3 separate regions of the Homo sapiens genome follow, and regions 2 and 3 are each linked to region 1. The links are chromatin contacts, found by Hi-C or POLR2A ChIA-PET in ENCODE. All regions are on one chromosome and are shown on one strand. Each heading gives the region's core, a stretch centred on a gene start or an enhancer-like site at or near the end of the contact. The rest is flanking DNA. Distances are from core to core; before and after follow the strand shown.

Region 1 (3,211 bases), core at 241-2,740:
AGAACATTTAGTCATCATCCTCATTTTACAGATGAGAAAACTGAGGCCCAGGGAGGTTAAACATTAAATAATGTGCTCCAAATCACTCAACCAATAATTGCAGAACTGGCAGGACTAGAACTCTGCCGCCTAATTCCCAGTTCATGCATTTTCTTGCCTTCTGCTGTGCCTGACAGGTTCCCAGTGGTGAAAGTCGGCCTTGGAGCGCCCTCCCATGGCTGTGGACAGCTACTGGAGCAGCTGTGGCACAGGCCAGTGTTAACTTGAGGATAGAATGACCTGCAGGGCTGGTTGAAACAGATTGCTGGGCCCCACCCTTGGAGTTTTGGGTTGTCTAACAAGTCCCCAGGGGACGCTGACCTACTGATTCAAAGACCACTTACTCAGAAACTCAGATGTAGATAAAAGATTTTGCAGCCAGAATACCTGGTTTCAGGTCCCAGCTCTGCCATCCAAGTGCTGATACCTTGAACATGGTACTTAATCTCTTAGCATCTCGATCTCTTTATTTTATGATGGCAACAATAACAACCACCCATAGGGTTAATGTGTAAAATAAATAAATCAGATGTAAAATACCTGAGAAGTGACATGCTGATGCTGTGTGAATATACAGATTCACAAATATGTGACCTTTGTCTGGAGAGATGCCACTGGAGGCCAGGGAATGTCCACAGAGACAAAAGCATTCTCTTAATGCTACTCAAAATTACAATAAATCCAGAAGAAATTGTGTTTATCCTGCCACAAATACTGGCTGAGGAATTACGAGGGCCTGGCACTGTGCTGTACACCACATTTGCAAAGGTGAATGACAGTCCCTGCCCTGGAGGAACAACTAGAAGGAAGATAAACATGTAAATTCTAATAATTACCCTAATCCCAGATGAGCCAGGGAAGGAACCCTGTGCCTAGAGCACAGAGCATCCCACCCTGTCTGAGAAGTCAAGCAAGGCTTTGAAAAAGAACCTGACTTTTGAGTAGGGTCTTGAAGGATGAATAGGAGTTCTTTAAGAAGAGAAGTGGTAGGGGGCACTCCAGGCAAAGGAAACAGCATATGCAAAGTAGTCACGGAAGCATGAAAATGCATAATATTTTCAAGGAAATCGCACGTGGTTCTATGTAACTGGAGCTCAGTGGGTCTGGGAAAAGGACTGGCAAAAAAGGCTAAGAAGTTTGGGCCATGCCGGGCACGCGGGTGGCTGAGGCAGGAGAATGCTGTGAACCTGGGAGGCGGAGCTTGCAGTGAGCCGAGATCGCGCCACTGCACTCCAGCCTGGGCGACAGAGCGAGACTCCATCTCAAAAAAAAAAAAAGAAGTTTCGGCCTGACTGTAACCTGGTGGGAAGCCATTGGAAGACACCCGACGAGGATTCCCTGAAAAAATTCTTAATGAGTCCCTAAGGCAAAGATTTCCAAGCCAAGCGCTTCACCACATACCCTCAGCGGCCCCAGTGCCTGAGAGCCTCCCCTGCCAGGAAGCCTAGCCCAGAAACGCCTCCCGAAACGGGTAGTGGCCCTGGGGAAGAAGCTTCCCTGGAAGGCACAAGCAGTAAACGGGCAGCCTCTTACCTCTTACCTTCATCAGATACTGGCGGGAGGCACCCTCCTGGCAGATTTCTTCATCCCCCTCTCCTTCTGTGGGTGTGGAGTCACTGGGAGAACAAAGGGATGTTATCTGTAGCTAATAAGTTATGGGAGGGGGAGGGAGCTGTAGGCGCCTGTGGGGGTGGGGAAATGAGTCCTGAGCAGCTCTGATGCAATCCAGAAAGAGGCAGGTGCAAGCCTGCACCTGGGAAGCAAACCCCCTGCCTCCCCAAAGTACACAGAGATTTGAAGCTGGAAGAGGCACCTCCAAGACTTGCCCGTGATCCCACAGCTAGCTGACGCCTGGCCCCCTCTCCCCACATCTGACTCCACGATAAAAGGTCTCAGTCTTGGAAAAACTGGCGGTTGCTGTGTTCATTGACCTCACTCCCTCTTCCTGAGTCTCTCCTGCAGCCTTCCCTTCCCAGCCCAGTCCCTGACCCTCTTTCAGACTCAGCCTTTGGTTTCCAAACAGGTATAGAATGTGGTGTGCAAAAAATGGCCTCCGCTATTTTTGAAAAAAGCAATGGCAAGAAAAAAAGAGCAAACTGCTATTCTGAGCCACATGGGCTTGGGGTTTTGATTCCAATTTCTTTGTCTCCGGTGGAGGTGGAAGCAACTTGCTCTTGTGGGAATAATCCCTTTTGTTTTTAGGAAAAGATTTTAATAGGTCTTTGGGTTATGCAAGGATAAAACGTGAACCTTTTCTGGAAAGGAGACAGTGCAATGCAGGACAACGTGAGGCCACAGGCTCCTCTTAGTCACTGTAAAATGTGGCTTTCTTTGAGAGAGAATGGCATCTCTGCAGAGGTTATGGGGAGTTTTGTTAAAGCTGTGCTTGGAGAACTTAAGAGAGGGGCTTGGGCTGGGCATGGTGGCTCACACCTATAATCCCAACAATTTGGAAGGCCGAGACGGGCGGATCGCTTGAGGTCAGGAGTTCGAGACCAGCCTGGCCAACATGGTGAAACCCTGTCTCTACTAAAAATACAAAAAAATTAGCTGAGTGTGGTGGCAGGAGCCTGTAATCCTAGCTACTCGGGAGACTGAGGCAGAAGAATCGCTTTAACCCAGGAGGTGGAGATAGCAGTGAGCTGAGATGGCGCCACTGCACTCCAGCCTGGGTGACAGAGTAAGACTTCATCTCAAAAAAAAAAAAAAAAAAAAAAAGAGAGGGGTCTGTTTCTGCAGTGGGCACCAGCAGGATTGAGCTGGTGACTGGCAGGGAGGACACCCAGGATGTGTGTGAATTCTCAGGAGTCCTTGCAAACAAGGGGAGAGGAAACCCAGGCAGGGCCGAGCTGTGCTGTTCCCGTTTGGTGACTGAAGGGACTGTGAGTGTGAAGGCAGGTGACAGGAGGATGGGTGGGGGTTGTGTCCTATTCCTCTCTCTGGCAGGGCTACCAAGGGCATCCACGCCAGTTCAACAACCCACTGAGCTCTTCCTAAAAGGACTACAAAGTCAGGTCAAAGAGGCACGGCCACCCCTGGTCCCCCTGCCACAGCCGGCCTGGAGTCAGAGCCCATCCTGAGAACAGAGCCCCACGCATCTTTCCACCCTCTGTGCTAAAAGGAGGACTGAGGTCTAACGGGGCGCCAGTGTAACCTCTTAGTTCCTAAATGT
Region 2 (3,211 bases), core at 386-2,885, 700 kb before region 1:
GAGCATGCAGATGGGAAGGTGCAGAGGCCAGGGTGAGCCATTTGGGCTCTGGCCCTACTGTAGTGTCTAAAGGTGGGTGCCTGCAACCCCAGTGTTACAAAGCTCTTTCAGCTTTGCTGTCCGCAGACAGCATGTGTTAACCAGCTCAATGGACCCTCTGCCTTTTCGCAAGGGCAGAGGGCCAGTGTGACAGCTCTCTGTATCACAAGCTCTTATCCAGCATCCCGGAAAAACTGGGTCACACATGGGCTTGAAGGATGAATGCGAGGTTTTATTGAATGGTAGAGGTAGCTTTCAGTGGGACGGATGAGGAGCCAGAAGGGGGGTATGGAGTAGGAAGGTGATCTTCCCCTGGAGTCAGGAGCCCAGCAGCCGGACTCCTCTCTGACCGTCCCCAGTCAAACTCCTCTCCATGTTCAGATGTTCCTCCTCCTCTCTCTTTCTCTACTGCATCGTTCCACTGTCCGTCTGCTGGTCTGCTGGCTTGCTCGTCTGTTTCTGAAGCCTGGGGTTCAGGGTTTATATGGGTGCAGGATAGGGGGTGTGGCAGGCCAAAAGGCAACTTTTTCCGCTCAAAAACAGGAATGCCTGTCCTCATTTAGGGCCGTGGGTCTTCAGGCTTGAGGGTGGGGCCTTTGCCAGGAGCCACCCTCTTCTACCCAGTATTTCCCTGTCTCCTGTCCGTATCACCAGGCCATCTGGATGAGTACTTATGGAGAGAGTTCCTAGCAGCTTAGGATGTTGCTTCACCTTGCAGACTTGAGTTTGCAGATGCCAGAGAGAGGTTGGAATGTGTGCTAAGTAGATTGGGGTATGTGAAAGTCTCTCCCCTAGAAGGTCAGCCGTAAGGAGGCAGGGATCTTGTGTTTTATTGATTTTTATGGCCCAAGAGTCTAGAACAGTGCCTGGCACCAAGGAGGCTCAACGAATAGTTATGAAATGAGCACAGGAGGAATGCTGGACACGTCATTGACAGTCAGAACATGAACTTCCATTCTTGGGTGAGTGTCGTGTGGTATGGAAACAGCAATAATAATGCCTTCCATTAGTGGAGCCCTCTGTAAGGTGTTTACACACACATCATCTCATTTGATCCTCATGACAACCCCATGAGATAAGTACCATTAAGTGTTATTATCCCCAATTTACAGATGAGATAACTGCGGCTCAAAGAGTTCAACCTGCCTGAGGCCACATAGCTGGTAAATGGCAGAGCCTGATCTTGAACCCAGGATTTTCTCGCCCTAGACCCAATGCTCTTATCTGCCTGTGTGTTGCTGGTCATGCAAAGCTCTGAGTGTGAGCAGCAGCTGGAAGCCTCACATGAGAGCCAAGGCCCTGAGGAGAGCCACCGTGGAGCAGACAGAAGAGCTACCTGTGACTGAGCCCAGGCCTGCTGTGCACACGGAGGCTGCCAGAGCTCTCAGCAGCAGGGGCTGGGTGAGAAGCAGGAGAGGCGGGTGAGCTGGGCCAGGCCCCTCTCAGCTCCAACAGTGGCCAAGTGCCCCTCTCGGGGAGCTCCTGAAGAGACCGCAGGGCCTCACGTAGGCACCGCCACCCTCAGGCCCAGACATGCATGGCTCCAAGCGGGCCCTTCACAGGGCACAGATGATGCCAAGGATGTGGGCAAACTGGTTTGAGGAACACAAAAACCAACTCAGAGTTTTCTCCCTTTCCTCAACAAGGCACCAGACCTGGCTTGTCACACCCCATGCCAAAGAGAAGTCTTCAAAGTGGTGTTTGCTTAGCCCCCACATCCTCCTGACTTTGCCAAAGTCCCTTATGTCTCCCTGAATCATACCTATGCACACGCACATGCACGCGCGCGCACACACATACACACACACACACACGGTGCCCAGGCCACCCCAGGCTCCTTTCCCTGGGAGCCCTCGAGCTGAGCCCTGGCCCACCTCTGTCCACAGCAATCCTTCGCACTCATCCTGCAGGCTCTTCTCTCTGCTGTCTGTTCCAAAGGCGCCTTCCCTCTTCTATACTCCAGAGCCTGCCCCAGGCCCTCCGCCCTGGTTCTGGCCATGGGGGCTTTCCACTAGATTTATCTGTACAGGTGACCGCTCCCCGTGTAGCCGCCAGCTCCCTGAGGGTGGGGCTCAGGTCCCTGTGCTGGGACCCACCTGGTCTAGGGGTCACAACCGCTGGCCACCCTGCATCAGGCCCTGTCAGGGAGCCCTGGGAGTCAGTAGTTTAGCAAACCTGTCTGGGGCCTTCCCCCTAGAAGCCACGGGGGCAGTCATGAAGAAATGGAGGGTGAAGGTGGGTGAGGCCAGGACAGGTGGCGGTCCACACACTTGCTGTGTTAGTCATCAAGGGCACCCAGCAGGGCAGAGGTCATCCCTAAAGCTGTGGCGAAGGGGATGGGTGGGGAGAAGGAGACAACGCATGCCAGGGAAAAGGCATCATGTCAAAACATCTTGCTGGAAAGGCAGTTTTCCTTCCAAACTCCCCAACAAGACCCGAAACGGTAAGTGGAAGGATGTCTTGATTAATCTCAGGCTGACGTTTTGCATTTGCTCTTGCAGCCAACACACACCGAGCCATCAAATCACCCTCCTGCTCCGTGCCAGACTCCGAACATGGAGTCCTCATTCCTGCCTCAGCAGCACTGGACAGAGCTTCTCTGTCCTCCCCCCTGGAAACGAGCCCCCAGCACAGGACCAAACAGATCATTGCTTCTACCTAGTGGAGCTAATAGCTGTTCATTGACCACATAGTCACTGGTCCCCTACTCTCCCAGCCCCTTGCTAAGCACGTCACATGCATTATCTCATTTACAAATGGGGTGGTTCCCAGAGATGGTTCTGGGGACCACAGTGGAGTGGGGAGGGGGCACTTCTGACCTGAGTGGAGTGAAAAGACAGCTGGCCCAGTCTCTTTTTGCGTCTGCTGCCCAGCATCATTGTCAACAGAGTCCACCTCATGCTTAGGAATGGCCCGGTTTGGAAGGTCAATTCTAGGTTCAGAGATTGGCCCAAGGCACCCTGTACCTGAGAGGGGCAGACACTAGAGGGCGCAAGGGAGCTGCGCTTGGTGGCCCAGGCTCAGGGATGTCAACTGGGCTGCAGCCTTGGGGCAAGGGCTATCTGCAGAGAGTGGAGGTGGGAGGCAGGTGGGGGGAGCGGGGGAGAGTGCCTAACCCTGCTCCCTCACAGAGCCCTTGCCCAGACCCAGCCCTAGCCCACATCCTCTCACC
Region 3 (3,211 bases), core at 428-2,927, 660 kb before region 1:
TAAGCCTCAGCCGGGATCGCCTCTCCTTCCTGTGCCAGCAGCTTCCCCCATTCAACTGGCCAGGGAGAGGACTATTCGCAGAAAGACTGGCCAGGAGGCCAAGAAGACGGTGTGTTTTACACGAGCTGATCAGAGCGCCCGCCCTGTGCCGTCCCAGAGCTGCCTGCAGCCCAATCGGAGTCCACACCTCCGAGCTGCCTCGCGAGTGGAGCCACAAGAAGCACAGAAGTTCCTAAGCCAAACAGAAAGGCAGCCCCAATGCAGCTGTTCCCATAGCTGGAGCCATGGAGGTGTCTGGTGATTCTGGAGCAAGGGTGTGTGTGTGTATGAGAGAGAGAACTTGGAGGGCAAGCCATAAGGAAGTAAAACTCAGGATATGCTCACGACTTAGGTGTGAATATTCAGTCTTCCCCAAATCAAATCACCTCTGACTTTGGGGAAGCTGAACGACCTCCTATGACAAAGCCTGGGGGTCTTCACAGGGCACGTAGCTCAGAGTCCTCTTACAGTCCTGTGTGTTGGCTGGACGTTTGCCTTCTGCTGGTCCCAACACCAACACAGCTTGAAATCTGAACTGAAGCCAAGTTGTGCCTCAGGAATTTGTCCAGCCTGGCCACAAATCAGGCTGTGACCTGCACGGGGATCTTTGCTGCACAAAGTGGGGTATAAGGGGGCTTTTAGAAATAAAAGACAAGAAAGCAGCTTCATTTAAGAAATATCTATATGCACAAAAAAGAAAATAGCTCCCACTTGGCTACAAATACCACTTGAGATGATTACCCCTGTGAGAGCTGAGTGCACCCCAGTTTTCTTTGCCCATCTCCTGCTACTCCTGGCTCATTCTGCTGCTTGGATTCATCTCAAGCCAGAAACCCAACTGCCCAATCTTCTTAGAAGGGTCCCTCCCAGAGCCCCTGGGAAATCGGGAGAGGGGCATCACAGCCAAGGGATGCAGGAAATAACATTTTTAAAGTATTTTAAACAAAATCCTTTTTCTTTGAAACCCTCCTTTCTGCATCACTTGTACAGGTCACTTCCAGTCCCACTGGCCCATGTACTTTAAGCATACGGCTGTTCCACTCTGTGTGTCTAGTGCACGAAAACAGGTCATGTTCATGAAATAACATGCGAGGGAACAGCTGTGTGAATGTGTCACTGCTTTCTCCACGGGGGATCTTAATTATCTTTCAAACGAGGATACTGTGACCTCTAGAGCTGAATCCCCAGCAGCAGAGTCTTTGCAGAGCACAAGCCCCGCAGAGGCTGGTTCTGGCCAGGAGCTACTCCCTGGATTCCTGTCAAGGCCCTGCTGGACAAGAAACTCAGCAGGAGCCATACCCTGGGGAGAAAAGGCTCAGAGGGGTGGGCAGCAGGGACCCTGCTGAGCTGTGCTCCTGCTGGAGGCCAGGGGGACCCTTCCCCAACCCCGTGAAAGGGGGCAGCTCTCCTGCAGTGGGAAGCAAAACATCCTATCTCCAATTCCAGCAGCCAGAAAGATTCAACAGACAACCAGGAATGGCGCATGAGCCACAAGCCACAGCGACAGCTCAGGCCAGCTGTTCACAGCTTGCTTGCTGCCTGGGCCAGAAGAGTGCACTGGGGTGGGGACAGGGGAGTGTAAAAGAGAAAGCACTTGATCCAGCAGGTGGCAGATGACCACAGAGGGCAGGAAAGGCCCGGTGCCCTGCGGGGAGGTGAGCAGCCAGGACAGGCTGAGCGGGTGCTGGGGCAGCAGCTGCTGCAGACGCCACTCCAGTGACGGCCTCCCGCCTCCCTCCCCTGCCTCTCCATCCTCAGCAAATGCTTCTTTGAGGCTTGGGGAGGGGCTGCCTGGCAGCATCTGGGGAAGGTCCAGGCCCACGCTCATTAAATCTCTGTGGGTGGCGTCACCCTGAGAGCCAGGGTGGGGGAAAGGCGGAGCCCGGCAGGGACTTGGAGTATAATGTGTGGCTCCTAGGGAGGGACGCCTCCCTGGTCCGGAGAGAAGGGTCCAGGGGCAGAATGGCAAGGCAGTAATTACAGGAGACGCCCTACTCAAGACACCAGGTGAAGGGAAGCTGGCTAGGACACCCGTGTGGCTTTGTTGGCATGCTTCCTGGCCTGGTAATTAGGCGTTTGGCAAACCCAACCTGTGCCCCACTGTCTCACTCACACCCTGTCTTCTGGCCAAGCCGTTCCTCCAGAAGCCGTCTCCGAAGGTGGGCAGGAAGGGTCCTCTGAGCCTCCCAGTGATGGCAGCATCTCCTTGAGAGCTCAGGGAGCCCCGCTGGGAGTTCTGGAGATGATGACTGGGAGGCGTCAGGGTAGGGAAGGCTCTGTATTGCACTTTGTCCCCTTCTGGACAAGTCAGCCCCAGCAGAAGAGCCACCTGCTGCCCCATCTCCAGAAATGAAGAGCTTTAATATTCAGACCACCCAGATGAAATGTCATGGCAAATTTGATAAAAACCAAGAGGGAGTGAAACTGACGCTGGGGGAGGAAAGGGTCAAGTCGAGGGAAGGTGAAACCAAAAGGCACTGAGCATGCGTGGTGGGGCAGGGAAGGACACCATCACTCCAGAGACAGTATGGTAACAAAGGGACAGGAATGGTCCAGGCCAGCTTCAGGCTCTTCAGAAGCCAGAGAGATGTCCAAGTCTACCAAACCGAGTTCTCCAAGGCTTTTCAAGAAATGGGATTTGCTTGCAAGATGAATGAGGGAGGAGGTCCCATGGCTTCTAAGAGATCAACCCAAGTCTTCCAATACTCACTGCTAAGTCCCACCTGGGTCCCCCAGAGCCAGGAAGCTCCCTGGTGGCAGGTCCCCCTCTTGCCCTCACGGCCCTGGAGCGCTTGAAGGTGCTGGTCCCTGGGAAGGAGGAGCGAGGAGGACCCCCTCCGGAGCTGGGGAGGGAGGTGCACTGGGTTACAGAGCCAGCAGAGTGGGGGAGTTCAAGGAGTCTGATGATTGGTCCCCGCTGCTACTGCTTCTGCGGTGAGCCTTGGAGCAGGATTCGGAGGGAGATGCGGGTGACTCCTGCTCCAGGACGCTAGGATAGGTGAAGACGAGGTTCGAGGTGCCCGGAGTGACAGCAGGTGTGGAGGTCACCACGATGGGGGTGTGCAGGGGCTCCTCACCGTAGAAGCCCCCAGCAATGCTGATGGGCTTGATGACAGAGCGCTGGGCCTTGTCCAGCCCCGCCGACGAGGACGAGGGGCTGTCCTCTTCCAGG

Evidence for each region. Hi-C counts contacts between places; a loop is a spot of excess contacts on that map. ChIA-PET counts read pairs that join two places held with the same protein, here RNA polymerase II (POLR2A). Pooled maps may share reads with other maps.
Region 2: a map of mammary epithelial cell shows a loop between it and region 1 (11-fold over the local background). The contact joins two enhancer-like sites. A Hi-C loop is called at or near these places in 57 of 168 maps with a recorded cell type or tissue (A673, CD14-positive monocyte, CD4-positive, alpha-beta T cell and 33 more), 35 of 37 single-sample maps with no recorded cell type and 42 of 50 pooled maps. POLR2A ChIA-PET finds 5 or more read pairs at or near these places in 2 of 52 experiments (A549 and IMR-90).
Region 3: a pooled map shows a loop between it and region 1 (3-fold over the local background). The contact joins two enhancer-like sites. A Hi-C loop is called at or near these places in 3 of 168 maps with a recorded cell type or tissue (CD14-positive monocyte, Calu3 and esophagus squamous epithelium), 7 of 37 single-sample maps with no recorded cell type and 11 of 50 pooled maps. POLR2A ChIA-PET finds 5 or more read pairs at or near these places in 10 of 52 experiments (A549, B cell, BJ and 6 more).

The regions. Positions count from the first base shown.
Region 1 is chr2:27,751,316-27,754,526 of GRCh38, reverse strand. No RefSeq gene overlaps it. Among named protein-coding and RNA genes, the nearest start is that of MRPL33, 19 kb to the left of the region's middle. RefSeq lists an enhancer at 1,289-1,907. Within about 2 kb of position 1,490, at least 10 of the 41 ENCODE cell types and tissues checked have a DNase peak (open chromatin) inside an H3K27ac peak, as active enhancers do; they include mammary epithelial cell, where a contact is called at or near this core.
Region 2 is chr2:28,452,480-28,455,690 of GRCh38, reverse strand. No RefSeq gene overlaps it. Among named protein-coding and RNA genes, the nearest start is that of PLB1, 42 kb to the left of the region's middle. RefSeq lists an enhancer at 2,934-3,211. Within about 2 kb of position 1,635, at least 2 of the 41 ENCODE cell types and tissues checked have a DNase peak (open chromatin) inside an H3K27ac peak, as active enhancers do; they include mammary epithelial cell, where a contact is called at or near this core.
Region 3 is chr2:28,412,142-28,415,352 of GRCh38, reverse strand. FOSL2 (FOS like 2, AP-1 transcription factor subunit) reads right to left here. Exons shown (of 4, transcript NM_005253.4): 4 at 1-3,211. The coding sequence ends at 2,905. Among named protein-coding and RNA genes, the nearest start is that of FOSL2-AS1, 19 kb to the right of the region's middle. RefSeq lists enhancers at 1,103-1,707, 1,708-2,312. Within about 2 kb of position 1,677, at least 12 of the 41 ENCODE cell types and tissues checked have a DNase peak (open chromatin) inside an H3K27ac peak, as active enhancers do.